5 separate regions of the Mus musculus genome follow, and regions 2, 3, 4 and 5 are each linked to region 1. Evidence: chromatin loops called from intact Hi-C (ENCODE). Cell type or tissue: heart. All regions are shown on one strand. Region 1 overlaps C4bp (complement component 4 binding protein). Region 2 has its middle 28 kb from the start of Gm23623. Region 3 overlaps Zp3r (zona pellucida 3 receptor). Region 4 overlaps Gm16083 (a long non-coding RNA gene). Region 5 overlaps Zp3r (zona pellucida 3 receptor).

Evidence for each region. Peaks named below come from ENCODE experiments on the same cell type or tissue, not always from the same donor. Only the 100,000 strongest peaks of a DNase experiment are listed, where the experiment ranks them.
Region 2: it touches region 1 in a loop (2.5-fold over the local background); 21 of 42 quality-filtered maps call a loop at or near these places.
Region 3: it touches region 1 in a loop (1.9-fold over the local background); 18 of 42 quality-filtered maps call a loop at or near these places.
Region 4: it touches region 1 in a loop (7-fold over the local background); 25 of 42 quality-filtered maps call a loop at or near these places.
Region 5: a loop joins it to region 1, with 7 times the contacts of the local background. A loop is called at or near these places in 19 of 42 quality-filtered maps.

The regions. Positions count from the first base shown.
Region 1 is chr1:130,632,245-130,637,244 of GRCm38, reverse strand. C4bp (complement component 4 binding protein) reads left to right here. Exons shown (of 10, transcript NM_007576.3): 9 at 369-544; 10 at 875-1,324. The coding sequence ends at 1,039. Among named protein-coding and RNA genes, the nearest start is that of Zp3r, 5.1 kb to the right of the region's middle. In heart, a CTCF peak has its summit at 3,042 (motif pointing right); no DNase peak of the experiment used is centred here; H3K27ac peaks cover 453 bases.
Region 2 is chr1:130,565,446-130,570,445 of GRCm38, reverse strand. It overlaps a transcript of Zp3r not described here. Among named protein-coding and RNA genes, the nearest start is that of Gm23623, 28 kb to the left of the region's middle. In heart, no CTCF peak of the experiment used is centred here; no DNase peak of the experiment used is centred here.
Region 3 is chr1:130,580,533-130,585,532 of GRCm38, reverse strand. It overlaps Zp3r (zona pellucida 3 receptor), which reads left to right. Exons shown (of 12, transcript NM_009581.2): 9 at 1,933-2,133; 10 at 2,595-2,684. Among named protein-coding and RNA genes, the nearest start is that of Gm23623, 13 kb to the left of the region's middle. In heart, no CTCF peak of the experiment used is centred here; no DNase peak of the experiment used is centred here.
Region 4 is chr1:130,545,549-130,550,548 of GRCm38, reverse strand. The region is part of intron 2 of Gm16083 (a long non-coding RNA gene); the gene reads right to left. It also overlaps a transcript of Zp3r not described here. Among named protein-coding and RNA genes, the nearest start is that of Gm16083, 33 kb to the right of the region's middle. In heart, a CTCF peak has its summit at 2,409 (motif pointing left); a DNase peak (open chromatin) is centred at 2,358; H3K4me3 peaks cover 542 bases; H3K27ac peaks cover 1,099 bases.
Region 5 is chr1:130,574,188-130,579,187 of GRCm38, reverse strand. It overlaps Zp3r (zona pellucida 3 receptor), which reads left to right. Exons shown (of 12, transcript NM_009581.2): 11 at 1,100-1,302; 12 at 2,063-2,482. The coding sequence ends at 2,269. Among named protein-coding and RNA genes, the nearest start is that of Gm23623, 19 kb to the left of the region's middle. In heart, a CTCF peak has its summit at 3,063 (motif pointing left); no DNase peak of the experiment used is centred here.

The DNA.
Region 1 (5,000 bases):
TTGCAGTACCGTTTGTAGTAAGAGTTAATATATCACGTGAGAGTCTGGGGTCATATACAGTTTTAAAATATCCTGTCATGTTATTGTCTAAACATATTACACTTATGGACAAATTTCTTACCTTTTCTGTATTTGAATCTTCTTTTTGATAAAACAGAAAGGTAATATACTCACTTAGCAGGAGTATCTTGAGACTTAAGTCAAAATCATATTATATGCATACACTGTCACAAATGTTCAACATTTTGCTAATAAATGAATGGAAAACAGAATAAGCTACTTCAAGTTCAGTTCATTCTTTGTACTGTAGACTATTACTATGTCTTTTCCCTCAGATCGCAATTATCTAAAACTTGTTTTCACTGTAGCTCTATGTCAGAAACCAGAGGTAGGAAATGGAACGCTGTCTGATGAGAAAGATCAGTATGTTGAGTCTGAAAATGTCACCATCCAATGTGACTCTGGCTTTGCCATGCTGGGTTCCCAAAGCATCAGTTGTTCAGAGAGTGGAACCTGGTATCCAGAGGTGCCCAGATGTGAGCAGGTAAGTAACACAGATTAAGAACTTCTGTGCCATCAAACACTAAAATGCTTTTCCCAGCCAATAGTGCTGACCCCTGGCTCCTGTGGATCATTTCTAAGTCATTCAGAGAACCTGCTTTTTTTTTTCTCATGTCATTTGGGGAGTTGGCATAGAACATTTTTCTATTTTCATTTGAGTGTGTGAAAATACTGAATCCCGTTAAAAAGTGATCTCCCATAAACCTAGGAATACTGCATCCTATTTTTCTAGACCACCTAATATACTGTTGTCCTATTTCTTGATAACCAAGTGAAGCCACTCTCTGCTGCCTCAAACCTGCATCTCTTTCAGGAGGCCTCTGAAGACCTTAAGCCTGCGCTTACAGGCAACAAGACCATGCAGTATGTGCCAAATTCACACGATGTGAAAATGGCTCTGGAGATCTACAAGCTGACTCTGGAGGTTGAACTACTACAGCTCCAGATACAAAAGGAGAAACACACTGAAGCACACTGACCGGGAGTTATGACTGTATGTTCTCTTAAGGAGGAAGTAGCGTCTCATTGGCTTTCTGACTTCAGTTCCAAACAGATTGCCTGCAGTTACCAACCTTTGTAATGCTGGCACCAATGTTCATGATAATAAATATCTGCTTAGAATAATTCATTAATTATGTTATAATTAATAGGTAGTAAATCTATGAAACTATCATCTTGTGGCTCATAAATTTGCTTTTCTGAATGCAATGTGTACATTTTGAATGTGTGAATTAAAAGTCAATTTTGCTCTTGTCATCCACTTACTTCTATATACAATTAATAATACATTTATTTAAAAATCTGAGGTGCACAATTCACTTTGGCTCACTCACACTGTTGTGTCCCTAGACTGCTCAGTCTCTCACTGTCTCACACGTGCACATCACCCATGTCCTTAGAGTTCAGAGTTACTCTAAACATTTCTCATACCCCTTTCTACACACATCCAGCCCAGTCTAGGCTACCCACGGAACGATACCCAGCCTCCTGTTAACTGTGGCGATGTGCAAGCCATCATGATGGGAAGTCATGTAGTCTCTTGGACCTTACTCCAACCTGAAAGAAGGACGTTTAAAGGACTGATGACCATGAAGACTACAACAGCCATCTGTGAATTCTCAAAGTTTCTCTCTGATTTGATCAGCATTTCCCTAAATATTGAATTAACATTGCTGGAGCTACACTCCCGATACCCAGAGAGAAAGCCTGTACCACTGTCGTTTGCATCTGTGTTCTCTTTGTAGGCACCATCCTTGCTCCCTCTGAGCCTTCCTCATTCGTGTCTGAGTGCTTCCCATTGTCACTTCACATGGAACCCTGAATTGTTTTTACACTAATGAAATTAGTCTTCCATTTAAAAATTATATTATTATTATTAAAATTAGTTTAAAAAGCTATCTCCAATAAGTATAATATATACAACATAATAAGTATTAATAATGGAATATATATGGATAGAAATAGGTAATGTCTATGAGGTTTCTTTTTACTTTCCTTGCACTTTAAATATAAGCGTTGTGTGTAGATTTTAACTGCTGTAATTAATTCTATAAAATATTCACCGACTACAAACACAGCTATTTCTGGACCTAACAGATTAATGTTTAAAAATTACTTAAACTGTGTCCATGTTTAAAGACATCATCCCTGCCAGGATCCATGAGAAAAAATATATTTTCTTACTCCCACAGGGACAGTTTTAGCTCTTCTTACATTTCCTTGGATTTATAGAGGAAAATTCATATTTCCAGGAAATACATTTTTTTCTAATTATTTTGTCTCTGTAAGCAAGGAAAAATGGAAAGTGCAATGATTATATGTTTCCTTCCAGTAGGTAAAAGGAATAAAATGTTGAATAAAAATGTGTTTGTTCCTAGTAAAATAGAAAAATAAATTTGAAAGTTAAAAAAACTGATGGTCTATTTTGTAAGAAGCAGAAGGAAACATAAAGAAGCAATGTCACTAGCAAATAACCACAAATCTATTCTTCAAATATCAAAATGCATCATCATTCTATATACACTGTTAACTTATTAAAACATACCATAAAAGCTATGCTTTTGCAAGGAGTTAGGCAAATACCAGTATCCAAATACTGCTGCTAACTCTCCCTCATCTCCATTTGAAATAAAAGATCTTTGTTCCTCAGTTTCTTTCTGGTAAAATGGCAAGAATAAAAACATCTTCTAGAGAGCAAGCAAGTTAATCTTGAACACGTCAGTTACACATAGGCAAGGTCAGTGACTGGCATACTAACAAAATCACGATTAAGAAATGACTAGACAATGCCATTGCACTCGTGGGCTTAATTGCTTGTGTTTTCTGTCAACAGTTTTCTGTAGAAAAACTTTTAACTCCGAGGGATAATTTAGTTTAAACGTTGCGAGTATCATCTGCCACACTGGTTAGTTGAGGAATCGAATGAAGCAAATAAAGTCTGCAGCAGTTTGTGTGCGCGCCCAGGAGTATCCCACCTCGTACCACACGAGGGCGCCAGTGTCAGTGTCTGGGAAGTTGGAGCGCTTGAGGTCTCCATCTTTACCTGAGAATGTGAAAGGATTCTTGAGTGTTTGCTATCTATGCCTACTGGTTGCTCTGACTTCCCCTGGGTGCTCCCTGAGGAGAGCATCCAGGGGAAGAATCGGTTTGAGTTATATAACTCTGAGTGAGTGAGAAGGCCCAGCCTGCCTTTATTTAAGCTGTGTAAACAAAGCTCACCCTGGGTTCTTGTGTGCTTCCTGCTTTACAAGTCAGTATTTCTGCGGGCAGCACAGGAAGTGTTTGTGGATATATCTGAGCCCCCCACCCCCTTTCTTTGTCAGCACCCCATGGATCCAGGCGGACACCTCTTAGCTTCCCCGTGTGGTTCGTTCTCTCTCTCTCTCTCTCTCTCTCTCTCTCTCTCTCTCTCTCTCTCTCTCCCCTCTCTCCTCTGTCCTCTCTCTCTCTCTTCTCTCTCTCTCCTCTCTCTCTCTTCTCTTCTCTCTCCTCTCTCTCCCCCTCTCTCTTCTCTTCTCTTCTCTCTCTCTCTCTCTCTCTCTTCTCTTCTCTCTCCTCCCTCTTCTCTCTCTCCTCTCTCCTCTCTCTCTCTCTCTCTCTCTCTCTCTCTCTCTCTCTCTCTCTCTCTCTCTCTCTCTCTCTCTCTCTCTGTGCGCGCGCATGCCTGAGGTTCACCAGGATGCCAGCGCACATGATGAGGGCACACAGGATAGCTCTCACTGTGTCCTGACCCAGTCAGTATGCAGTCTGTCTGAAATTACTCCAGCTCCCTGTTCGGTAATTTCGTTTATATAGTTTTAGTTTTGTTCGAAGAACCAAGGTCACTTTCGAGCTAAACCCCATTGTTATAACTTTACATATGAATATAGGAAAGAAAATAATTAAAAAAAAAAGAAATGACTAGAAAAAGATCTCGAAATCTAAGCATAATTTTCTGTCAATTTTTCTCTGCTCTTAAAGCATAAAACAATTTGGTTTATTTTCAGTTGTCTTAGATTTATTAATTATGTTATTTCATGTGTATGAGTGTTTTGTGTGCATCTACATCTATGTCCCCACATGCATGTCTAGTACTTGAGGGCTAAGAATAAGCACTGAGTCCTTTGGAGCTGGGCTTACAGGCTGAGGCAGCGGAGGAGAAAGAGCGTGGCTGAAGGGTAAGACTTTGTGTTATGATTCAGGGGTAAGACTTAGTCTTACTAGATATTTAGATATATATTACTAATAATAAAAAGTTTACTTATCTAAGTTACTATGCTACTGTAGCTGACCTGCCTTCTATGATCTTCTGAAGCCAGAACTGCAGTCTCTGGCACTTAGCACATCTTCTTCACACAGCAAGGATTAAGTTTGTACTATCTCATCAGGAGCTACTTGGCTCTGACTTTCAGCCTGCTAGTTGGAAGTCACAGGAAGAAAAGGGGACACTTAGAAAAATGATTATAGCATTTATCACTAAGTTGTAAAAAGTTTTCTATGAAAGCTAACTAAGGGGAAAGGCAGAAAGATCCTAAACGGGGAAGGGGAAAAGTTCTCTAAGGGGGCAAAAATTCTAGTAAGGGAAAAGAGTTTTCCGGAAGAGGAAAAGGAAAACTTCTACTCTAAGTGGGGAAAGGCAACATATTCTCCTCTCTCTCCTGTCCTCAGCACTTATACATCTTCCAGAATACATGATCACATGTTACAAAGATCATCACAAGTTCACACAAAAAAATCAAATCATAAGTTGAAATAGAAGTTTACAGCAGAGAATGTTTACATGCATATCCATTAGGAGTAATTATCTGGCTAAATATCTATCACCTGTCTCAGCTCTATAGGTTCTCTGAAGGTTTAAAACCATAACTAAGTTATTCGTGTTGAAGTTTTATATAGATAAACCCAGTCAATATTTTATCTTCTGTCCTAGCACCTATAATAAATCATTAGTTCCATTTTTA
Region 2 (5,000 bases), 67 kb after region 1:
TTCAGCTCTGAGACTTGGCAGCATGCCTTGTAAGTTACAGGGAATATTCTCAGCACCACAGGTTCTCAGAGCCCTGCCTCTATTCTGGTGTTCTCCTATCCTTTATGATTAAATATGGAATTATGAGAAATAGTAAATTAATTAGGGAATTTAGAAGAATTCTAAAGAAGTTAGCCAGCAGCTATAATTCAGCTCCATGTTGACTACAATGAATTACATGTTAAAGGAATAGATTTAATTATATAATTATAGAATCATTGGGAAGCTAAATATAATCATAAGGTACTTATCTAGCTGAAACAATTTTATATTAAGGTATGATATTTAGGTGAATATTCAAATTATTAAAAGTTAATTCCTCTGGGCTTATCTTTCTCTAGTGTAGTGGTCATCTAGTAGAACACTTTTATATTAACATGATAAAGCTTCACTTTATTTTATGAGTAAAAGTATAAATTACTGCATAAACAGAAGATATTACATAATGTATTGCTTTATAATCTGTAGAATAATTGTCTTATGTCCTTAAAACAGCAATAATAGCTTATGGCAACCAATTTTAGTTTACCGTAGTTTATCCCACTAGGATAGAGGTAGTGAAAAATGCAGACGTGAGTTATTGCTTTAATTTATAAGTGGGATGATACTTCAAAATGTTGTTTATCATTCCCAAATAGCTTTATGGCATAGAGCTATATAAATATTTGTTGGGTACAAATGGCTATGAAGGTATACAATCATTCCCTGGAGACTTAACTATAGCTCTATGGAGAAAGAAGGCAAGATGACCTGTCTTTGCTATTATCATAATTTTCCCAAGAGAGGAAAAGAGATGTTCCTGGCTTGCTGTCCTCTGTTCAATACAGATATCTATGGCCTAACAATCTGACTGTATCCTTGCCACAGTATTCATGATAATAAATATTCATATACGAAAGGGATTCCCTGTGGTCACTTAAGATCCTCACAGAGGACCTGACATTGGCTCACCATTGCCCAGCATCAAGGATGACCAGAGCCTTCCTCTCTCTATTTTCTACTACATCTCACTCTGGTAAGCCTCTAAACATTAAATGGTAATTTATAGGAAATATTGTTTTAGTCTTTACCTTTATATCTTTATGAAGCTATTTTATTACTCATTTATATTAGAATATATTTTAAAGAACAGAATGGAAACCCAGTTTCTAACATATTCGTATTTTATTTTTGCATGTAAGATTACTCATGAATTTAACGAGGCTGAGCAAATGGATAATTAGTATCTTAAGCATATTTTGTATTCAGACTTCCGTAGTTGGTTGTCCTAAACTGTGTTCCATACTGTTTTTAGGATAATGAGTGAGATAGTACGTTGGGAATTGGTTCTAATGTTTTGTCTTAATTCGGCTCCCCAAACCGCACTTCCAGACCTGAGGGTCCCTGCTCCCAGCTGGCTTCAATTGGAAATAAAGAATTGCTGTACAGCCAATGGCTGGGCAGGGAGATGGAGGCGGGACTTTTAGATTGCATGAGCAAGGGACAGAGGGAGAGAGGAGAGAGGGGAGAGAGAGGAGAGAGAGGAGAGAGAAGAGAGAGAGGAGAGAGAGGAGAGAGAGGAGAGAGGAGAATCGCCATGACTCAAAGTCAGAGGGATTAAAGAGCTGCAGGAGAGAAACCATCCAGCCATGTAGATGGAAAGGGAATGAGGCCCTATGGGGGTACTCCCCAGAAGATAACAGGGAACCAAAGATAAAATGTAGATTTAGATGTTAAGTCAGGAATACTGGAGAGGAATATATACTAGCTACAGGGAGGTTTAGAAGTGCCCACCCAGCGAGCTAGTCAAGGCATATCAAAATTAGCTGGCATATTGGGCAGGTGCAGCGCGTAACGACCCACAGGAGCCAAAGCAACCGTCTGTAATTGGATCCAATGCTCTCCTCTGGTCTGTATGAAGACAGCAATAGTGTACTTACATAAAACAAATAAATCATTTTTTAAAAAATAAAAGCTGTCAATGAAAGACAGAGAAAATTCCTAATGGAAGAAACAAGAGAGGAGTTATCTATGGACTCCCACGTTGCTACCAGCGAACGGCTCAAGAGAAACCCAGGCTGGGAGAAAGTGGATTCCGACAGAACACTACCAGTGGTAAACTTATAATCATTCTCAGAAAACCTCACTGCTATAATAGTGGCATATTAATATTTCAGATTTCTAGTAAAAGGAATGATCAAATACAATTTAACTATATAAGTTATCATAGAAAGTACAATAGAGGACCAGTGGCGTGGCTCAGTGGATAAAGGAACGTGCTACCAAGTCTGAGATTCTTAGTTTGATACCTGGACCCATATGGTGAAAGGAGAGAATCTATTCCTTCAAATTGTCATTTGACTAACTACTACCTTTTCCCACTACCTACTTCCTTTTTCCACTACCAAGGGCTATAAAATGCTGATGATGCTGGTGAACTAAGCTTCCACATTGCTGATGAAGACAATGCCCTAGGGAATGTTGGAGTGTCGGACGGGAAGGGATATAGGCCTTGGTTGACTTTATATTCTGAGTCACAGACTAGCATCTATCTCTGTATTGTGTGAAAAAGATTAATGTCATCCTAGTCAGACATTGTGTTTAGTGTTTGTGGAGGGGTGTGGTAATGGTATTCATTATAGCAGTTTACGATACACCCTAAATGTATACAAAGTATCAGTTTTTATCAGTAGTTCTTTGCTGCCTAGTTTCTTCAGAAGGTTATCCAGTATTCATTATGCTTATTTATTTATTTATTTATTTAAATTTCTGCATTGTGGTATGAAATTCTATTTCTGTATCCTTTTAAAGTTTTAATCAGATATTATTTAATGTGTAAGGGTGTGTTATCTCAATGTATGTCTGTACACTATGTGTGTGCCTCATATCCTCTGACACAATAAGGGGCATCAGATGCCCTGGAACTGAAGTTACAGATGGTTGTGAGCAGCCTTGTGGGTTCTGGGAATTGAACCCAGGGTTTCTGAAAGATCAGCAAGTGCTCATAAGTTCTGAGCCATCTCTCCATCCCTAATCTATATTCTTATTTAAATGAAATATGGTGGCATATGTGTGTAATTCCTGGATTTAGGAGTATGAGGTTGGAAGGTCATGAATTTGAGGCTGCAGAGCAGCCGAGATATATATTAAGTGACATTATCTCACAAAACAGAAAGAAACAAAATTTGCTAAACATTTATTTAATTAACATGGTAATTAGATAGTTTATTTTTAACTCAAAATGGAGAAGGTAGTAGATTAAATGTTTACTTTAATTGTAAAAACAACATATCAGTTCTACAGGCAATAGGCCAGCCTAGGCCACAGAGCAAGATCCTACTGCAAATAAAGGAGAAAAGGGAAATGTGTTTGTTGTCCTTGAACTTTGCCACACACTTCCTCATCCAGCCCCATTCTACCCCATTGTGTTTGTCTTGCACTGTCAAGATCATTTGTGTTCTTTCCTGATGGGAGTGCTGCCACAGCGGATGGTAGACCAGTTGTACTTACTCGTCACATTGTTTTCAGGAAATAGTTTTACTTTCACTAAGCCTACTTCATCATTGTGTTTCCCCAGAGATTATGAAGTTATGTGAGACGCAAACTTGGTACTTAAACACCAGTTACAAATTTTTATTACAAAAATATTTTTCTACAACTACAGAGAAATAATTCTGTGGTCAGCAGTGACTTCGGGTTTAATGAGAGAGCACAAAAGACTATGAGATAAAAAGTTACCTATGAAAAAGGCTATGGATTGATTGTGGTTTGTAAGAAGGGATGAGTTGAGAGCTGTGCTTTTTATCTACACTGACTATGAGTCTTATGTTGCCATCATTGAGCAAATCATCAGCTTTCTGATTCAGATACTTTTAAGTCCAACAATGCCATCACTGCTTGTCAATACTAATACATAAATGATACAGATTTAGATACCTGAATGTTGTCACATTTTTCTTTTTTGTGTTGTATTTCATATCTACCTTAATACCAAATAGAAGTGTAAACATTTCACATAACAATATTCATAACTAAACTTGCTAAAACAAAAATGAAAATCATGTAAGATTAAATTCCCCTTAGCTAGAGTTTCCACCCATGACTCCAGTGCAAGCAGACTGCCAGTTTGAAGCTTGTCAGTGCTACATGGTATATTTGAAAACAGCTTGCAGTACACAAGAAAAATTTGTCTCAGAAACATATACAAGAGGCTGAGGAGATGATAGTTCAGGGGTTAAGAACACCAGTTGCTCTATTGCAGAGGACCAGGATTTAGTTCTCAGCTCCCACATGGTGGCTCACAACTAGAACTATAATTCCAGAGTATCCAACACACTTTAATGGCCTCCAAGGACTCTAGGCATGAATGTGGTGCACATACATGCATGTAGACAAGCACTCACACATAAAATAAAAATATAAACGTTTTTAAAGAAACACGTAAAAATTTCCCAAATTAAAATTTAAATAGTGATAGGATTGAACTTAGTTTTAGTCAACTTAAAATAAGAAATATAATGGGCTAAATATTTCCAGTTTGGTAAAAATTAAGTAAATATATAGATGGATGGATGGATAGATAGACAGACAGATGACAGACAGACAGATAGATAGATAGATAGATAGATAGATAGATAGATAGATGAGATACTGGTTAAGCCAGTTCTACAGTAGAATCTATTTCTTTTGTGAAAATAAAAATTTGTTGCATGGATTGTTTTACAAGCTACACTGAATCACATTGTGAGTAATGCCTATATCCTTAGTTGATGAATTCCTCAGAAAATCAAAGCTCTCATCACCTAGCACTGATACTTTTGCCAAATGTTGTGCACAGTCTTTCAAGCCACTGTTGTCCAAACTAGTTTTACCTTTTACCTTTGTATACGGATCCCACCGACCAAAGAATGTATTCTGGGATCATTTATCTAAAATACCACAATTTCTTTATTGAGTTACTACAACACTTGAATTCAGGAAAT
Region 3 (5,000 bases), 52 kb after region 1:
ACACTAGTTAACATCCCAAGTCAAGTTTTGCCATAAGCCAGGAACTGAGTCTAACAGTGTTTTAGAAATTACGGGGTAGGGGAGTACTTCAAGCCCAACCTTGTCACAAATCTGCAGTTACTGTGATGTTCAGGATAGGTGCTGAGGGTGCTAAAGAGTGTAGTCCCTTCATAATAGATCCTGAAGACTTGTGTTTTGCCTGGAACAGACCGAGAATCCCCATGTAGAGTCACTGGCTTGTAGCTTGGCACCACCAATTATGTCTGAGGCAACCAGTCTTGTGGTCACGTGGCCAAGGAGTGACTGGATTGTCCTGGAGTCTATTGATGGCCATAATCAGCACAGCACAGGATCAAGGCCAAGACCAAGACCCCATCTTTTGTAACTGCCTGCTCTTGCCCACTTTTGGCCAGAGAGTACAGTAACCTACCAGAAATGATCTGTATTGAATATCCTGCCCAAGCCTTGTTTGTGTCTCCACCTGCTATCTTGGTAATAGTGGGTCTAACCTTGGGTACTAGCCTTTGGTCAAGGAGCATTGTGTTCTCCCTATATTGGGTTTTACCATAGCAGGACTTGCAAAGTAAAGTCTCAAGCTTACTTCCTTAACCTAACTTCAGCAGATGGAGTCTTTCTTGACTGAAGGTTAAAGTTGCTTGAGGTTGAAGAGAGAAAATTACAAATCTATGTCTTGGTCACTAAATCTGATAGTAATTTAGGTCCCACAGGAAGCTTACACCTGAACAGACCTTTGAGAATTTGTCCTTAGGCCTACACCATAACAGGCAGCAGAAAGAAGATTCCTATATGTTTGTCCTTCGGGGGTCACAGATTTTCTTTTGTCTATGGAGATTATGTCCTTAGACACTAACCTAGAAGTAAGGGTCTTGGAGCTCTGTCCAGTGGTGGCCACTGAAGCAATACTGGTTCTAAGACTTATGTCTACTTCCTTTTCTTCTCTCCTTATTGCAGTGCTTTGAGTTGGGAACAGGGTTGAGGCAGGAGTGAACATCAATGTCACATGCAACCCTTTCCTTCTTACCTTCTACAAGGTACTCTTTTTTTTTTTTTTTTGACTAGGCTTATACAAATCATTGAGGCCTCTCACCAGACTCTCCTACCCTTTGGGAAGGTACTTTTTATGCATGGATAGTGGTTCTAGGTATATATGTGTGAGTAAGAATGATGCCCACGGGCACTTATGTCTGAGCAGTTGGACCCCAGTTGGTGGAACTGTTTAGGAACAATTAGGAGTTGTGGCTTTGTTGGAGGAGGTGCATCTCTGGGGAAAGGCTTTGGGGCTTCAAAAGACACAATTCCCAGTGTGCTCTCTGCCTCCCGCTTACAAATTGAAGTATGAGTTGCACCTGCTGCTTCAACTACCAAGCCTTCACTCTGCCATCATAGACTCTAACCCTCTAAAAAACAAAAGTCCAATTAAACTCTTTCTTTTATAAGTTGACTTGGCTATGGTGTCTTATCATAGAAATAGAAAAAAATAAACAGTATGTTTGACCAAATAAAGACTTATTTATGCCATCTTGATAAAGCTTTTTCTGTTTTTTTCCTTCCAAATCGTGTTTATCAACACTAAAACTTAAATGTACTCTGTCAATCGATGTGTAGCGTTATTATTGTTAACTGTATTTCTGTATTGTTTTGCATTGAACATTTCTAGAATTTTTTTTGTATTAAAGATTATTTATTATATTCCTATTATTTAAAATAAATAAATTGTGGATATGAATACTCTAGAATTTTTTTAACTGAAACCTTACGCCTGCTGAATAAGTCTTCTTCTTCTCTGAAAGTAACATTCTATCCTAATCCCACGAGCTTGACTATTAATGTCTTCCATAGGTAGAGTGCGAACTTTGGCCAATGGTGTCTTTCCCACAGGCTGAAACATGTACACCTCTTTTAATCTCACAGGGATATGTTGCCCAACACCAGATATGGAGAAAATCAAAATTGTGAGTGAAAGGAGAGATTTCACTGGCACATGCATCTATGCCTACGGAGACTATGTTTTCTACATTTGTAATGAAGGCTCTTACCCTATGTCTACGGATGGAAGGAGTTCATGTCAAGCAGATGGAAAGTGGGACCCCGCAATACCATCATGTCAGGCAGGTAAGAATGCTAAGGGAACTTGACATCATCCTTTTCCAGATAGCTCAAGGGTTTCTATGTTGTTCTATGAAGAGCAACTTTTTAAAAAGAAGCGAGTTTGGAATTGTTCATCCAATGTTACTATACAGAAGATCACAGTTACCTTGGCACCATCAAAGCTACTGATAGAGACCAAGGTGTACTGACAGGAGGGCTTACAAAAGCTTTTGCCAGGGGACATAACACATTGAATAAGATCCTTCCGCATCTCATTTTGTTAATGTTTCTGCATGTATTATCTGTTAAATACATCAAATTATTAGTAAAGTAAAAGACTATCCCATAAGTCTTTGTATTTGTCCATCCAGGGGGAAAGAAGAATGGCTTATATAATTAATGAAACAATGGGTGACTTTGTTTTGGATGGGAAGGAAGACTTGGGTCCTAGTGGCTGACATCAGATTTTTCATTTTCTTTTTCAGACTCAGGCCTGCAAAACCGTCTTGCTCTTTTCACCTTCCCAAACATATCAGAAACCAATGTGACAAACAAAACCTATCTATTTGGTCATGGTAAGACACTGAAAATATTATCATAGAGCAATGTTAATATCTTACTATGAATGGTTCCTTCAACATGACAGAGTCTATTGTGTGCCATAGTTTGGGTTAATATAAATGCAGAGTTACAGATGGTAACTTGGGATGGAGTAGTTGATTTGGGGTTAATATAAAAGCAAAGTTTAAGAAGATAACTTGGGATCTAGTAGTTAATTGGGATTGTCATGAGAGATGAGAAATAGTCGTGGGAAAAAAATAGTAGCCATCCATAGTCTTAAAGATCTCTGTAAAGGAAAGTTAAAGAAGTTACTTATCTCTGCTCTGAGGGTTGTAATTTATGTGATTAACATTATTTCACTACTGCTCAGCCTATAGTTCCTTCAGTCAGCACTTGCATAGCTTGGATTTTTTTGACAGATGTGATATTTCATGATGAGAATATCTTCATGTCTCACAATTGCCTACTCGGTATAATCCCCCTGAGTAGAACTCATGAGATACTCCAGTGATTATCTTGGGCTCCAGATATCCTATTTCCTGGCCATTATGTACCAGACATTTTGGCTCTTCATCATGACCACAGCTTATTGTCACACAATATGGTAGCATTTCCCCTCATCCAAGCTTCCCCAGAACTTGAAGAAGCCCAGAGAAAAACATGACGAAAGCAATAGCTTAAAGATCATGCCTGGCTTTGGTGTCTAAGATCAGTGCCTGGCTTTAGTGTCTACTGATTGGATTGTTTGCCTCTGGCCTTGCAGGACACCTAGTCCACTAATCTAAAGATACACACAAAAAAGTACATTATACAAATACTATGCAAATGGTTTGGTGGGATTAATTCTGAATAGCTTAACCATACTGGCCCCATGTGTTGTCCTTATTAATCTCATAGCTACACAGAGATACTGACCAGCATCCTGGGAGGTAGCATCTCTATTCTGGTGTGTGTGTGTGTGTGTGTGTGTGTGTGTGTGTGTGTGTGTGTGTGTTGTATGTATATATGTATGTATCTGGATTTTCCTGTTTTCATTAATTGTTAAGGATAACATGCAAACCAATGAGTTTCATTATGGCACTTTAATACATTTGTACCATATTCTTTGTTCTAATTTATTCCTGTCCCCTACTACCCTTCTCTCCCTGCTACCTACGTTTTTATTCATTCCGCTGAAAGTGTTCCCACTGTGCTCTGCTTCCATGTCACAAATACATTATTTTCTCTTTACTCCTATCTTAAGAACTATTCCTTCCCTCTCATGACTCCCTTTCTATTTCTCTCCCCCCCCTCTCTCTCACACACACACACACACACACACGATTAAGTAAAAGAAAGTCAAGAGAAGAAACCACCAATATAGAAACAAGAGAAAACAGGAATAAAGCCTACATTGGGCTTTTCGCAGAGAAGCTAGCTAGCACATGCCATGCTAAATGGTTTCTGTGGAGAAGAGTTCCACCAAGGAAGTGTCTTGAAAGATACAACAGATCTGCTACAAGGAGAGCTGTAAAGCTGCAGACAGTCTGTGCTATAGTAAAGCCAAGCCAGATGAGAAATGTCACAGCCCCAGGAGATGGCAGACAAACACTGTAAAGAGTGTAGGAGGATCCCAGAGATCTGGGAGATTGCCAGGGTACAAATCCCCCTTCCCCATTTTTAATGGAAGAGGTAATTTGGACTGTAGGACCATAGAAATGGTGGAGGGGGGCTTGAAAGGCTAAACACAGCCTGTCTGAATCCACCAAACAGAGAACAGTGCCACAGAAACCTGTAGGCACGGCTTTGGACTGAGAAGTCTGCAGTGCTCGTCATCATTCTGGTCCCAACAGAGCAGGGAACCGGTTCTAGTGCAGCACACTCAGAAGATGATGGGTCATCCTCGTGCAACCGACCTCATCCTGCAAACTTTGGGGATGCAGCAGAAAAGATTGCTCTAAAAGAAACACGGATGGACAATGTATATTTTAAAAACTGTTCAGCATCAGGGAAATACAAATGAAAATTGAGATTTCGTCTTGCCCATCAGAATGGTTGTCATCAGGAAAACATGAAAACAGATGCTTGTGAGGCTGCAGAGAAAGAGGAAGCTTGCTCACTACCAATGTGAGCATAAACTAGTAGAGATTCTTAAAACATTAAAAAAAACCCTAATATATGACCGAGCCATATCACTTCCAGGCATATATTCAAAGGAGATACTTGCATGCCCACATTTGTTGATTCAGAGAGCAACAGAATCAGCAGAGATGACAACCAGCAGACAAACAGAGTGAAAAGATGCTTGCATATAAGCAAAAAAAAAAAAAAAGTCTATTTGGCCATGAAGA
Region 4 (5,000 bases), 87 kb after region 1:
ATTCCATTGTCCAAGCTTCCTGCCTGCTTTGTTTCAACCTCAGCTTCTTCTGCTGCAGCGCTCCTCCTTGCTGACCTTCGAAGTCCGGTTCTGATTCCTTTTCCAGTTTGCGGACTTCCCCTCTGTGCCATTGGCTTTCCTATGAGGTCCTCGGGTGAGCGCATAGGCTTGCTTGTATCATTGCTGTTCACTGAACCAGTGAGCACCTTGCCTGGTGTCGTAGGACTCAATGCTCACCAATGGGAAACACAAGCTATGGCCTTTTCTCATTATGTGGGCTAATAGCACCTTCCTGCATGATGAAAGCTAAGGGCAGAAAAGAGTTTTCCAGGCTGTTCCCACCTGTTTCTCTCTGTCCTGCAACCAAACTGTGTTTGAAGAAGAAAGTGAGCCACCTCAAGGGCACCAACATCAAGCTACACAACATAGAGAAAGACACTGATGTTCACTGATAGCCACGAAAAGTGACAAAACTAATGTGCCAGAACACAATGAAGTTAAAAATTGTTTAAAGGGGGCTGGAGATGGCTCAGCGGTAAAGAGCATGCGCTGATCTTGCAGAGAACCCTGAAGGGACCCTGGCCAGCACGGCTCTGGCAGGCCTTGCCCTTCTCCCCTGTTCCCTCTGCCTTGCTAAAAACGGATAGATTACAGTCATAGCCACCAAGTTCTGTTTCCTTATTTGGCCACTTCCTCCTCCTGAGGCTGGAGGTCCAGCTATCAAAGAATTGAAGTCCACAGTCAAAAGCCCCCTTTGGCTCTCCTAATTAATGTGCCCAATAAAATATACCACATCCGCTCCATTAGTAGCCCATTCTAACACAGCCCTGCCCTTTTTGTTTTCTTTTTGTTTGTTTGCTTGCTTGTTTTTTTTTGTTTGTTTGGGGTTTGTTTGTTTGTTTGTTTGTTTGTTTCCAGACAGGGTTTCTCTGTATAGCCCTGGCTGTCCTGGAACTCACTTTGTAAACCAGGCTGGCCTTGAACTCAGAAATCCGACTGCCTCTGCCTCCTGATTGCTGGGATACGCCTGCAGGTCTTTTGTTGCTGCTTTTCTGCCTGAGTCAGAAAGCAGCCACTTTAACCCTCCCAGCGCCCCACCCCCCAACACTTAATAAAGGACTTCTCTGTGAAAACACAGGTGTTTGTGGTTTGTTTCTAATCCTGAGAAAGGGGAACCCCCTGCTGTGCATGGCCGATCTCCTAACCGATCCAGGTTCCCTTCCCAGCCCCTGGTGTCAGGTGGTTCCTAACTGCCAGTAACCCCAGCTTCAGGGATATGCGATGCTCTGGTCTCCACTTACTGTACACACGCCCACCAACCTACCTACCCACACCTATATATGAATAACTGACAACAAATCCAAATTCTTATTTTGAAATAGGAATTCAATGAAATGAGGGAAGAAGGAAAGGGAACAGTAAAGAAAACAGATGAAATACAAGGAAAAAAGAAGAGAGCAAAGTTTTGGAAAGAGAAAGCAGAAAGTTTCAAAATATTTTTAAAAACGAAAGACAAAAACAATAACTAGATTGTTTTAGTGCAAAATTAAGACAATTAAAAAAAAACACAAGACAGAGAAAGAAAGAAAGAAAGAAAGAAAGAAAGAAAGGAGAGAAAAGAAAAAAGAAAAGAAAAGAAGAGAAAGGAAGGAAGAAAGGATGGGCTGGAGAGATTGCTCAGCGGTTAAGAACATTGACTGCTCTTCCAGAGATCCTGAGTTCAATTCCCAGCAACCACATGGTGGCTAACAACCATCTGTGATGAGATTGGATGACCTCTTCTGGTGTGTCTGAAGACAGCTACAGTGAGTGTACTTATATATAATAAATATATAAATCGAGAGAGAGAGAGAGAGAGAGAGAGAGAGAGAGAGAGAGAGAGAAGAAAGAAAGAAAGAAAGAAAGAAAGAAAGAAAGAAAGAAAGAAAGAAAGAAAGAAAGAAAGAAAGAAAGAAAGAAAATCCAGTAAGGTAACTTCAAAAAGTTACAAAAGTATAGTAGAGACTAAAAGTGGAAACCAGGCACTAAAGGACTTCCCAGCAGAGAAAAGATACATAAACAAACTTAAATGGATGCGTGGCCTAGCAAAACGAAAGCACAGAAGGGCTGTAAGTACGTTAAAATGAAAATACTACCTAAAAAGCCGAAACATGGGAAGGGAAGAGAAAAACTTGACGTGTGAGAGAGGCACTTTTTGGGTTTGAAACCGGGCTACTGTTGTGCTATATCGCGAGGAGTGGGGTAAAGGAACTCAGGATTTCCCACGGTTTACACGGATGCCGAAGTTGTATGGGGCTTTTCGGTGTTACCTGGGGGAGGCGGGTGGGGGTCGGGGGTGGAAGGGAGGGCAAGCAACGCTTTAGTAGCGTCCATTCCTTGTGTTCTGGCGCACTCTGCTGGCCCAATTTAGCTTTGCAGACTGCAGCTCAATTTGTTCCTACCATACCTTTGTTTTCTATAAAGCACACTTCACCAAAACAGTAAACACAAGCCCTTAGACACAGCTTTCTATAAAATTCGATAGGACTTTCTAGAAGTCTTCCGGAGTATTCTCCATTCGGCTAAGGAGTACTACGAAGCCTGGTCAGTTAGTGGGTGGATGAGAACTGACAATCACCCCTCCACCTTGCACTCACACAGCTTGGCGCGCTCCATTGAGTTGTTGATGATTTGCATGTTGAGCCACAGGCTAAGGGTGAGGCAAGCGAGGTATTCGAAGTGGGCATCAAAACAAGGAAGGAAAGTAAAAATCCCCGGTAACCAAGATAAAGACAATTTTAGTGCACTGTTTCATCTGTTATCTTTTGACAATTTTGTACCTATAACCGTTCAGTTTCAATCCGTCATTACACTCTTATCCCACCACTGAGTCCTGTTTTGGAGCAAATCCACTCCTAGTTTGATATCTTTCTTTCTTTCTTTCTTTTTTTAAACACCATGTGAGTTTATGTTTGTTGGCATGAGTAGCGGGTTGTTTACTGGAAGGTGGGGAGTTGACCATTAGCACACCACTAAAGAAAGTAACTTCCTCCCCTGAGCAATGATTCGGCCTGCTGTCACCCAGGGTTCATAGAGCCTGAGCAGCCTTGCCCCACATGTGGGGAGATGGTGACAGTCAGATTCTTAGGTGGGTCCTGTGCAGGTGTCCACAATCCAGTGAACCAGTAAGAACGTAGCTGTGTGATCAGAAGACTCCCTTGCTAAGCATTCCTTCCCAGCCTCTGGTTACATTCTTGCTGCCCCCCTTCCACGATGCTCTCTGAGGCTTGGAGGTGGTGACACAGATGTCCTTTTTATTGCTGAGTATGTCCCAGTTGTCCGTTCACTTAATAGGTCTCTGTGTTAACCTCCACCCACAGGAAACATTTTCATAATGGATGCTGGGAACGGCCATAATCCACGTGGTTCATTGAGAAGTATGTAGAAAGCAACTTGATGCTCAATCCTTCTGCCGAACAACGGAACAACGGCAGGAGGCTCTGCCCAACCAAGTTCACTGTGCAGGCGTGGGTTTCCTGCTGGGGCTCAGGTTTCAAATCCAAAAAGTCTTTGTTACCCAGGTAATTGTTTTGTAATATTGAGTGGTGGGCATATCAGAAGCTGGGTAGGATTGTTGCTGGTTTTTCTCCACCAGCAGCTTCTAAGGCCCCTTCTAACACCATGAAAGCGAGCCAACACGGAGGAAGCTTCTAGCTCCCATTCAGCCTGCCTTCTCTACCTCCCACAACTCACACTTGAGTGTCTGGGGCAGTAAGGTCTTCTTGAGCTCTGATGAGCAACCAAGGCTACTGGCAGTAGCTTGTAATGTTTTGGGGTCCTTGGGGTTTCAGTGGCCAACAATTTATAAGAAGGTATCTTACACTTGGTAGTAATCCTTGGCTTCTGGGAAGAGTAAAGTCCACCTATGTGGTATTTCCACTTAACTTTTTAAAAATTACAATTTAAGTAAGACTTTCAAAATAGTAGAGACTTGGCATACATTCTTAGTATTGGTTAATACACACACACACACACACACACACTCACACACACACACTGCTGTCTTCTTTTGCCCATCTACCTATCACAACACAAAGTTCCTCCCTATTTACCTTTTGCTATCTCTCTCTCTGGGGGATCTTTACAAACACCAGAAGAGGCAAGGAAGTGGTCTGCACGAGCAAGAAGGGAATCTGGCTGAACACGACTTAGTTAGGCAGTGCTGGTTCACACTTCTAGAGTCTGACACCAGGCAGTTTATTTTAGCCATGTTTTAAGCACAGAACAACTTCAGAGGCAGGGGAAGTTTCCTGATGATAATTAACTCAATCCCTTCTGTACAGCAAAGCTTCAGACATGTTTACATTGAAATTCTTTACAAAATACGTATGACTTCTTCCATAAAGATGGCTTCTGTTGACTCAGAAACAAGGCTCAAGATAAGACTCTAAGGAAGATGACTTGGATAAACTTAACGCCCCTGGGAGTCAGGATTGACCTGGCCTAAGATAACTCTGTAGCCATCTCTCAGAAGGGTGAATAGAACCTATTGACTGAGAGACAATGCTCAAGACATAGGTAGAGAGAGTCTGGGATAAACATAGTCTGGAGGATTCAGGAGAAGCCTGGCCCTACAGATAACAAAAGATTCTACAGATAACTAACTACATTCATTCCCAGCTTTCCAGGTGGAAAATAGGTAAACATCTCCTTCCTTTGAAGCCTGCATGTTAACCTGCCTGTTTTCCCCAGTGCTTATCTGTGTGCTCAAGGATCTTGAACTCTCTTAGTCACCCCTCCTTTAAGGGAATTTCCCCACCTCATCTAATGGCTCCTTTCTATCTTCCTCCACTTGATTGGAGTCTCTGGTTCAAACAAAACAAAACAAAACAAAAAAACCAAAAACAAACAAGCAAACAAAAACCAGAAAAACTAGCCTTAGGAGTCCCATCTAGGATTGGCATAGTTGGAGGGGATGTGTGACATTTGTCTAGCTGGGCCCAGTCACCTCCTTCAGAATA
Region 5 (5,000 bases), 58 kb after region 1:
AGCCTACCTAAATTGTACTATCTATCAATCTATCTATCTATCTATCTATCTATCTATCTATCTATCTATCTAGTATCTAACTATCTAATCTATTATCTACCTATGTAATCTATTATCTATCTATGCAATCTATTATCTATGTAATCTATTATCTATTTATGTAATCTATTATCTATCTATATAATATCTATCTCTCTATATTACCTATCTCCTATCTATCTCCTATCTATCTATCTATCTATCTATCTATCTATCTATCTATCTATCTATCTGGTAATATTTAAAATAGGAATGGTAAACTTTAAAAAAATTGACCAAAAGAAAACTCATTAAAAATGAACTTTGGTTCCCCTCCTGAGCCCTAAAAGAATAGGTAGCACATTACCAGAAGCAGCCACTGTGACTCAGTTATCGGATATCTTTTTAGAGTACTTAGAAACTAGACTTGATAACTTAGATTCGAGAATCTCCTTGTGCCCTTGGTAAGCTTTCCACATCAACCTTTATTTCCTTCCAAGGTTCCAAGGAATCTCAAGGGTTCATAGCTCATGAAGTGTTGCAAACTTGCACTGAATTTCTATGATGACCGCCATGTTTCCATGCGTGTTCGTTTCCTGAGCTGATGATGCCCCTGGTTGCTAAGCTAATAGAGAACGAAGATGAGGAGTGAGATGTGACTGCCTCTCACTGTCCTTGGTTCCTTCACCATTGTGCTAGCAACCGGCCACTGTTTCTTCTGACCTCTGGACCATTAAGAGGGGAGGACAATGAAAGGGGCATCCCTAGCATCATGCATGAGATCAAGGCTGTGGAAAGAAATGCAAGGCAAGCTACAGGGAGATTTAGGAATTTATTAACGTTCTCAGTTTCCTTGTTGGCAAAATGTTAATAACAACTGAAACCAATTCATAGAGGCATAATAATAAAATTTACAAGGTAAGAAAAAATTGACAGATAGATACATATAGTCTTTCTCAATAGATATCAGGACTATTATAATTATCATTGAAATTAATAAGTTTTGCAGAACCTGACTGCAAGTATGTACAACGTTTCTCATGATTTTCATTGTCTAATTCAATTTGATGCCCCTTTGAAGAAGAAAACTCAACCGAGCATGCCATGAAAGGTGTGTGTCTCAAACCAATGGTCATAAATGGAAACCTGTCTGTGGAGAGAGTTATCTATGCTGAACTGGAAAATATCACCATTCAATGTGATCCTGGATATACCATAGTTGGTTCACCAAACATCATTTGTTCAAACAGAACGTGGTACCCTGAGGTACCCAGCTGTCAGATGGTGAGTGGAACAACTCAGGAAACCTCTGTGATTTCACCCTTCGTTACAGTGGCCTTTCCCCAATCTATGATGTTGTCACCTGACTCCTGCAAGGGTGCCCAGTTGGCCAGATTCACACTTATAACCATGAAGCATCATGGTGAGTTGGAAGGAGTAGATTTTTCTGCTCTGTGGCTGGATCCAGAACGTGAGAGTTGAGGGTTTCTTAGACCCAGTGCCCTGACCATAGCTTTACGGGTTTATGCTCTGTATACTTCTGCTCAGCTTCTGGATCATGCACAGGACTCCCCCTCACCTACTCTTGTGGGGTGCTCTGAATCCCCTTGCAGCTCTGTATCTTTTCTTCAGCTATACTTTCCTGCTCTTCAAGAGCCAGCTGTAGTGTCAGATACCTATAATCCTAGCAACAAGGAGGAGGGCACAGAAGGGTCCAGGGTTCATGTCTGGCCTGGGTTCTGAGCCCTATCTGAAAATACATACACACGCACACATGCACACACACACACACACACACACACACACACACACACACACACACACACACACACATACACACACACACACACACACACACACACAAACACACACACACACACACACACACCTCTCTTCCTGGTGATTCGGCCTGCATATGAAAACCTGTTAGGATGCAAAGTCTCTCCTGATTCTCTCTCTATCCATCAATGATTTCAACCTCACTTTGCCAAGAATCCCTCTCAGATTGTGTCCTTCCCTACTTATTTCTTTAAATTACCTTTAGGAGGTCCTAGAAGACTGCAGAATAGTGAGCAGAGGCGCACAACTCTTGCATTGCCTCTCAAGCCCAGAAGATGTGCACAGGGCCCTGAAGGTGTACAAGCTGTTTCTAGAGATCGAACGATTGGAACATCAGAAAGAGAAGTGGATACAGTTACACAGGAAACCTCAGTCTATGAAAATTAATAGGTCATTTAGACTTTGCAATTAGTGGACAGAGTCTCCACGCAGCAGCTGGCCTGACACACACCACCACTCCTGTTAAAAGGTTTTGGGGCCAGAAGAACTTAGGTTGTGTTTTTTTTTTTTCTGTTTTGTTTTTGAAACTATGTCATTCATTAGTGTCTAGCCATTGTGGTTCAATTTGTCTACTTGGCTGGACTCACTGAAATAGTTAAATATAAACTGTCAAATGTCCAATTTTTATGCTGTCTTTCTGTTCAGTGTGTCACAAGAGTATGATTTACCCAGAACACAAAGTCTCTGTCTAATATGTCTGTAGGTGGTTTTATTTCTTCTTTATTCTCTACCTTACAAAGACTGTGACTCACACTGTTCCAATCTCAATTCCGCTGAATTGTCACTGAATGCCATTATACAGTGTCTCATGAGCCTAGCGTCTGCCGAACAGAATGCTAATTTAAGGAACGTGTGTGTGTGTGTGTGTGTGAGAGAGAGAGAGAGAGAGAGAGAGAGAGAGAGAGAGAGAGAGAGAGGAAGAGAGAGAGGAAGAGAGAGAGGGAGAGAGAGAGAGGAAGAGAGAGGAGAGGAGAGAGAAAGGAAGAGAGAGAGAGAGGAAGAGAGAGAGAGAGGAGAGAGAGAGGAAGAGAGAGAGGGAGAGAGAGAAGAAGAGAGAGAGAGGAGAGAGAGAAGAAGAGAGAGAGAGAGAGAGAGAGAGAGAGAGAGAGAGAGAGAGAGAGAGAGAGAGAGAGAGAGAGAGAGAGGATAGAAACTTACTAGACTGCAGAGATTCTTTGGTGACCCCTGCTGGTCACAATCCACACTACAAAGATTTCTTGTCTCCCTTTAAAGCAAATTAGTTTTGTGGGTCCCTCTGAGTTATAAAAATTAAATCACATATATGCCCTGTTTGTCTTTGTCAAGCTAGAGTTATATGGGAAGAGGGAACCACAACTGCCACCTGTAGGTAAGCCTGTGGTCATTTTCTTGATTAATGATGGAGATGGGAAGGATCAACTCATTGTGAGTAGTGTCATTTCTGGACCAGTGGTTTGGGAGTATATAAATAGAAAACCGAGAAAGCCAGGAGAGCAAGCAAATTGGCAATATTCCTTCTCTGTATCAATCCCTGTCTCCATGTTCCTACTTGAGCTCCTGCCGAGTTCCCTGGATAATGGACTTTAAGCTGTATGATAGCCTTGCTCTTCCCAAGCTGCATTTGGTCATGGTTTGTTTGTTTGTTTGTTTGTTTGTTTGTTTGTTTAATCACAGTGATAGAAACCCTAACTAAGACAGATGCAATAAATTATTTCAATCTCATATTTTTGTACTCATTGTATACATGTATTTTGAATTTTATTGATGTTCATTTTTAAAATTTATTTATTTTTGTGTGCATTTGTGTTTTGCCTGCATGACTATGTGAGCATGCCAGGTCCCCTTGAACTGGAGTCACAAATAGCCGTGAACTGCTGTGTGGGTGCTGGGGACTGATCCTGGGTCCTCTGGAAGAGCAAACAGCATTCTTCCAGGATCGTTTCTTTTCAATTTCTTCAGTTTTACACACTCCATGCCTATGCCACATTTTCCTTGCCTGAGGCAGACAGATTATTGGATGATTTTCCATTTGGGGTATTATGAGCGTGCTGCTAAAACTATTTTTGCATGTGTCTTCTGTTAAGTACATGGATTTTTATTCCATGAAGATGTCTAAGGATGAAATTGCTGGTTGACTGTGAGGCTGTGTGTATTTTCTCAGTATTTTTCTAGAATGATCCTCCGAAGGGTGTTTGCACCTGCAGAAAGCAAGCAGTCTATGAATCACTTGCTCCTTTTATGCTTTCTGGGACATTCTTCTGGCCATGAAGTGTGCTCATATTAAGGTTTTTAATTTGTTGTTTCCTAAAGACTAATGAGCTCGAACACCTTATGTTTATTGTACTTTCAGATCTTGTTTTTTCTCATAAAGTGCTAATTAGGATGTGTTATCCATTTTTCTATTGGCTTGTGTGTCTCCTTGTAATTTAGTGGGCAGATATTTAAGAATTCCGGATAAATGTCTGTTCTGGGATGTGTGTTAAGGCACCTGTTTCTACACTATGAAGTGTCTTTTCTTTCCTGAAGTTTCATCCCTATAAACGTAAATTCAGAACGAAAGTGTGATGAGATGCAGCAAACCCTGTATGGCTGTAGTTTCCTTATCTGTGGACTCAACCAACTGTAGTTGAAAACTAATTTTCTCTGGGCATGGTGGTGTGCGCCTTTTAATTCCAGCACTGGGGAGGCAGAGACAGGCAGATCTCTCTGAGTTCAAGGCCAGCCTGGTCTACAAAGTGAGTCCAGGACAAAACTAAACAAGAAATAAAAAAGAAAAACATTTCTTCTAATCTTGCATCTGTAATGAACACGTGCAGGTTTCCTTTTCTTGACAATGTAACAATTCTTATATTTTTTGGTTGCCTGCCTAGCATTTAACAATTGAACCATCTATCTCTCTAGCCTCAATATAACATTTACATTGTGTTAGATATTGCACGATATTCAGAAAAACTTAAGCCATGGCAGAGCATGTGTACAGACATACACAAACGTTTTGTGATTAGGTAATATTATCTAAATTATTTGAGTTGATATTTTTGTGCCTGTCTGCAAGGAATTGAACAAGTGTCACAGTAAACCTATACTTCACATTTTCCCCCCTTATGGCCAGGATTTCCTTATATCTTGTTAGAGAAATCTACACTTACCCCAAGGTTACCAAT